Linked DNA regions of Homo sapiens: region 2 is linked to region 1. A link is a loop called in an ENCODE intact Hi-C map of the cell type or tissue named here. Cell type or tissue: HepG2. All regions are shown on one strand. Links, peaks and the distances in the headings refer to the core of each region. The heading gives the core; the rest is flanking DNA.

Region 1 (2,928 bases), core at 287-2,786:
GCCAGAGTCCTATTTTCCTTATCCATCCCCCATTTCCACTGTGCCTAAAATTTTGTCTCTGTCTGAGACACAGTCCAGTATCTTTTTCCACATAAATATATTTATGCCCACATGTCCCATTATTGCTTTAGTTTCTGGACAATCTTTAAGTTTGGTGAAGTTTTTTGAACTTTTGATACCAAAAAAATGAAGTTTACATGATAGTATTTTAAATATTCTGTTCAAGCCCAACGCTGTGATTGAGAAAAGCATTTGATTTTGAGAAAAAATATAAATGTCATGCTGTGAAGGAACAAAGAGAAATTATTTGCTCTTTAACATCAAGGAAGGCTTCTCAGAGTACCTAGTATTTGCTTTAGGACTTTGCTAAGTATGATGAGATTATTGCCAAGTCGAGATAGGGAAAATGATTGCAAACAAGAGGTAGCTCTAAATACCGTACTACGAAGTTTGAACATGCGTATGAAGGGCTCTTTTTGAGAAAGGAGGTGATGAAAGTAATCTGCATCAAACCCACATTTTGGCCCAATCCTATTTTCTGAGCCCCCCACACACATATCCAACTACTTACTGAACAGCCCTGGTGGAAGCCCAGAGGAAGTGCAATTCAGCCAGTCCTAGACTGAACACTTCTGCCTTCATCCCTCCCCATTCTTCTGCTCCGCAGCAAAATCTTGCTCTTCTTTCCATAAATAACGTCAACCATATTTTCCACGCCAGAAATCTATACATCGTTCTTGATCTCTCTTTCTAATCTTCAAAGCCAACAAATCACTATGTTGTGTTAATTCTCTCTGTTGTCTCTTTCTATGCGTCCCCATTGCTGCAGTGTATAGCAATGTCCCCACTGAGTCCCCAACTCAGTGTAGCATGGTACTTAAGAACACAGGCTTAGAGCATGATTGCTTCAGTTCCCATCTGGGCCTACTGGCTGTGTGGCTGTGTCATTTTGGGCAAGTTATGTAACAGTATTATGTCTCAATTTCCTGATTTATAAAGTGAGAATCAAAATTTAATTATATCTTCGAGGGTTGTTGTGAAGATTAAATAAATCATTATAAGGAAAGTACTCAGAGTCTGGTACATTCCAACCACTATGAGACTCTGCTTTTATTGTATGATCATCTTTTGCCTGAACCAAGGAAACAGTTATTAACTGGTCTCCTGGCTCCAAATTCTAATCCATTCAAATCTCTTTTCCAAAATGAACCCAAAGGGACCTGTCTAAAATGAAAATCAGATTGTGATTTTTTTTTTGCATTTCTCTAAAATGACATTTTATTGGCTTTATGAAAAAGTTCAAATTTCTTAACATGACCTTTACCTGGGCCCTGAGTAGCTCTTCAGCTACATGCTGTTTACTCTGCTCTCTCACTGAACATTCCAGTCATACCAGCACTTCTGTTTCTCCAGCACATCTTGATAGCTCTAGACGTTGGGCCTTCAAGCACGCTCTTGCCTCAAAAACACTCTAGACCACTCTTTACCTACTCTTTGCATGGCAAAATATTAATCATAGTATAATTGCCAAACCTAGAGAATGTATAGACAAAAAAAGAACCAGGAAGAGCTACCAGTGTGATAGGAAGCAAGTAGGGAAAATGTATCAAGGAGAGGGAGTAAGTTGTGTCAAATGCTCTGCTAGACCAAGTTACATGACAGCTGACACTGACAAATGGATTTAGCAACATTAGTTCTTCAATAATCGCTCACTAAAGGAGTTATCAATATTTTTAAAGTTGGAATTTGTGTATGCCATGATAGGTTTTTCAAAGCAGAATACACACCTTGTATAGATATTTAATTTGGGAATCTTGTTATAACCAAACTATGTGTAAAAATGGGTTCCAAAATTCTATACCACCAGTTAGTTGGGAAAAGTTTCTGCATTGTCAGAGCCAGTGTAGATAATAAGCAGAAAAGGCAAGCTGAGTTCAAACTAACTCAAACTCCTTGGATAGCAAGAGGTTGTAGTTAGTCCATTATGATGCATCTGCCCACACATTTTTCCAGGTATAACAAGTACATGCCAACCATCGTTATGAGCAACTTTTTACTCTATTTCTTTATTATAGATGTGCTTTATTTAAGTATACATATTCGTCTTGTGCCTGGATATCTCTTCTTTGTCCCTTGCAGCAATCCTGTGGAATCTTTCTGCCTATAAGGGGGAAAAAAGTATTATCTGATAACACAGCTTTTATTTTAAAGTGTCAAGCAAAATAAAATGATTGCAAAAATTCGGCCATTGCCATTCATGGAATAATGTCCTTATAGTAGACCATAAAAAGGCTATGTAGTAAGGATGTCTGTAGAGCTTGTTGTCAAAGAGACCAAATAACTATGGTTTGTTTATGTTTTTCTGGCTTATTATAATTCTTAATTCTAGAAATATGTAATGGGAGACAAATATCAACTCATCAGATGTACCATATCATTCCAAATAGACCAAATATAAAACTAGCTAATAAAATTTAATTTTTATTACAAAGAGAAAAATTTTCTCTAATCTGAAAAAATACACATTAACCATAGTACTTAATTTAAAAAATATATATTCTCATCCTGGCTAGCAGTTTTCTTTCTGATCATAGTCTACGATAATAAGTAATATTATCCTTAACAAATCAAGCTTAATAAAGCTCTGTAATCACTTTTTCGGCTATTGATCCAATCCATTAGTTTTGTTGAAGTGGGAACTAATAAAAATCAAGGCAAATAGAAAAAAAATGTCCTGTGGCTTACTTTCAGGAATACATATATGGCAGAATTTAAGTATATAAGAAATTTAAAATTGCCAAGTTTTTACTAGTCCAAGTCTTCAGTTAATGTTGAAGTCCAACCATTTGAAAAAGATATTTCCTAAACTTTATTTTTAAAATCTTCAAGGAGAATCAGTATACAGCGCCCTAGTTAAAAGCTATACAC
Region 2 (2,928 bases), core at 245-2,744, 510 kb after region 1:
GACACATTTGCCACCTTAAAACAAAAACCCATAAACAAAAGATAACACTCTAAAATCCATGACACATTTGCCTGAAAGGAGGCTTAAGGATGGAGGGACTATTATATAATTTATCAATTTATATCTGTGGCCAGAATAACACTCATCAGAATAATCAAGGATACTTAATTAAAATGCACTTTTCTGAGTCCCACCTAACACCTCACAGAATCTGTATTTTTGGCAGGCACCCAGGTGATACTGATGCAACCTAAATTATAAAGGTGGTTTGTGGGGCTCAGGGTACTCTCCCAATACTTTGCATCATCCACAAACCTTCAGGCACTCTGTTCACCATTGACCTCTGCCTACATTCCCATTAGCTCGTAAAAGATGAAAGAAAACTGTGACTTTGTATTTCCACTAAAGAATAAAGGGAAGTGTGGCAAGAAATCAGGGCAAATTAACTGTCAAGTCATGTATTGTTTCCCATCTAGTTTAAAACACTCATTGATTGAAATGTAGACTTACGTAGTGAAAGCCCTAGAGAAAAAAAATTAAATAATCCCAAAACAGTAATTAAGTTAGACGGAAGAAAGCTGAAGAAAGAAAGAGGAAAGGGGAACCATTCCTAGGGCAGGTGGGACACAGGGAGAAAGGGAGACTCTGCTGTGGCCATAGGGATGGTCCCGTTTCCACCTGGGAGGTGAACTGAGTGAATTCCCAAAGTTAGGTCTGCAAGCAAACAGTGCTAAATTACCCTTGCTAGCTTGGAACTAGGAGGAATGGCTTCACCCAGAGGCTGGGACTGGCTGGATATCTGGATGCCTTTAAAGAAAAGGGAAAGAAGCCAAACATGCCACTGAACAGCACCAGGAGGAGAAGCAGCAGTAGTGAGAGGTAGTGGACATAAGAACAAAGCAGCCAGGTGGGGTTCAGGGGAGGCAGAACCGTATGAACCCCACTCCACTAAAAACTGAAGGGAGTTGGGAGGAGGGGGTAGTGCTATCAATCCATTCAACGGGGGTGACCCACAGATTAACAGTTTATTCCTGGGTATTTTGTTTTATTCTTGTTTTTGAGACACAGAGATTGCAACTCTGTAATATTTCCAAGCTAGTGGGTTTTTGTAATTAAGCCAGTTCACACCAAAATAAAACTCTCTACATCAAAATTTTCTTAAATCCCATTATATCTAAATGAGTTGTATAGTCTTATTTGTTGTTTGGTAAATCCCATTATATCTCAATGAGGTGTATAATATTTGTTTTTGTTATTGTTGCTTCCCTTCACATAACAAACAAATCTGTGTCATATATATATTTAACAGACTATTAGAGGTCAACTTGGGAAATTGTTATACTACTACTTATTTTATTGTTTCTATTAGGAAAATACACTCTGAATCCTGAATTCCGAAGAGTTAATTTATAAGCACATTTTTGGACCAGTACATGTCGGTAATTGAGGACTTCCTGTACAACTAAATTCTGGCAAGTTCTAGCTCCTATAGGTATCTTTGCTACAAATGCTTATCCACAGTGCCCTCTAGCGATTTTAATTCTCATTTCAACATGGACAAAAAAAAATTTGAGCAAAAGCTTTTCCATCTTATGAGATGAACATATGCATGTAAGTCTCAGAATCATACAATCCAAAAATTTTAAGTCCAAAAAATACCAAGAAATCTTATTTGAGTATATTATAGATATATATATTCAAAAATCACTGATCACCATGACACAAAAGAAATATGTTCTTCATGGAATCGATAAATAAAAGCCTTCCTGGGTTTTGTTCTTTTTCAGTTAAGAATATCAATATGGATACAATGACTGACTTAAGACTTCTAATTTAAATTTTCTTTTTCACTTATTTTTTTAAGTCCAGCATCCCCTCTTTTAGATGATACACTGTTCTTGGACAGATCTTGTAGACAGTACGAGTAATAACAGCCAAAGAGGAAAAAAATTTCCTATGGTAACTACATCATCTGTGTCTCAAATCTCTGAGTTATATATTATTACTGTAGCCACCATTTTTTTTTTCTGAACCAAGTTTGCTAAGGTTTTTCAGGTGCCTCTCAACAAATAAAATCTCCTAAGTGAGGCCAATCATAGAAATTACAGCAGGCTTGTGCTGTTCTCAGGCTAGATGCAAGGTAGTGTGCCTTAAAGCTTAATTAAATGATATTATTTTCACATACCGATCACAGTATTTCACAGAACATAGAAAAAAAACGGTACAACAAATAGAGGCTATAAGGAAAGATCAGAGTAAGGAGAACAAAGAAAATGAAGGAAGAAAGAAAGAAAAGTGTCAACATAAAAGCACAACACCAAGGGGAAAAAATAGCAGTAACCAACAGATGGGAGATACCAGTGTTCATTTTCCTTGCTACATCTAGGTGATTAACCATATAGTACAAGAGAGTACACCACCTGTGGAATTGGGTAGTGTAACGTATCTTTTGATTATGCATAGATCTACTTATACTTAACAAATAATAGGAGGTTAGGAAGTTTGGAATAAAACAATGCAGTGGTTTTCAAAGTGTTATCCCAGATTTAGGAGCATCAGCATCACCTGGGAACATGTTAGAAATTCTCAGGACATACCCCAGCTATTTCTACCTCGGGCTCATATCCTCTCTGGAAGCAGACACTTCATGTTAGGTTATGAGAAACTCAGCTCCTCAGGCACCTGGCCTACAGTCATCAGCTTCATCTTTCAATCTCATCTTATCCCCCTCATCCTAACCCCAAGGCCTCATCAGGTCTGCTGAGGGAGCATGTCCATACCACCCTCAGTGACAAAGATAAAATGATTCTGTTATTCTCTGCACCACAGTGGGGTGACTGGAACTCTGCAAGGTTGCCATGGCCCGTCTACCTGCAATGGCCTATCTACCTAGAGCCAGTTCAGCTCTATTGCTTTTGTGCTGTGGGG

Evidence for each region. Peaks named below come from ENCODE experiments on the same cell type or tissue, not always from the same donor. Only the 100,000 strongest peaks of a DNase experiment are listed, where the experiment ranks them.
Region 2: a loop joins it to region 1, with 6 times the contacts of the local background. A loop is called at or near these places in 3 of 110 quality-filtered maps.

What each region holds. Positions count from the first base shown.
Region 1 is chr12:44,524,475-44,527,402 of GRCh38, reverse strand. All of the region lies in intron 16 of NELL2 (neural EGFL like 2), which reads left to right. Among named protein-coding and RNA genes, the nearest start is that of NELL2, 350 kb to the left of the region's middle. In HepG2, for the core only: no CTCF peak of the experiment used is centred there; a DNase peak (open chromatin) is centred at 1,392.
Region 2 is chr12:44,014,133-44,017,060 of GRCh38, reverse strand. All of the region lies in intron 3 of TMEM117 (transmembrane protein 117), which reads right to left. Among named protein-coding and RNA genes, the nearest start is that of TMEM117, 180 kb to the right of the region's middle. In HepG2, for the core only: a CTCF peak has its summit at 1,509 (motif pointing left); a DNase peak (open chromatin) is centred at 1,520.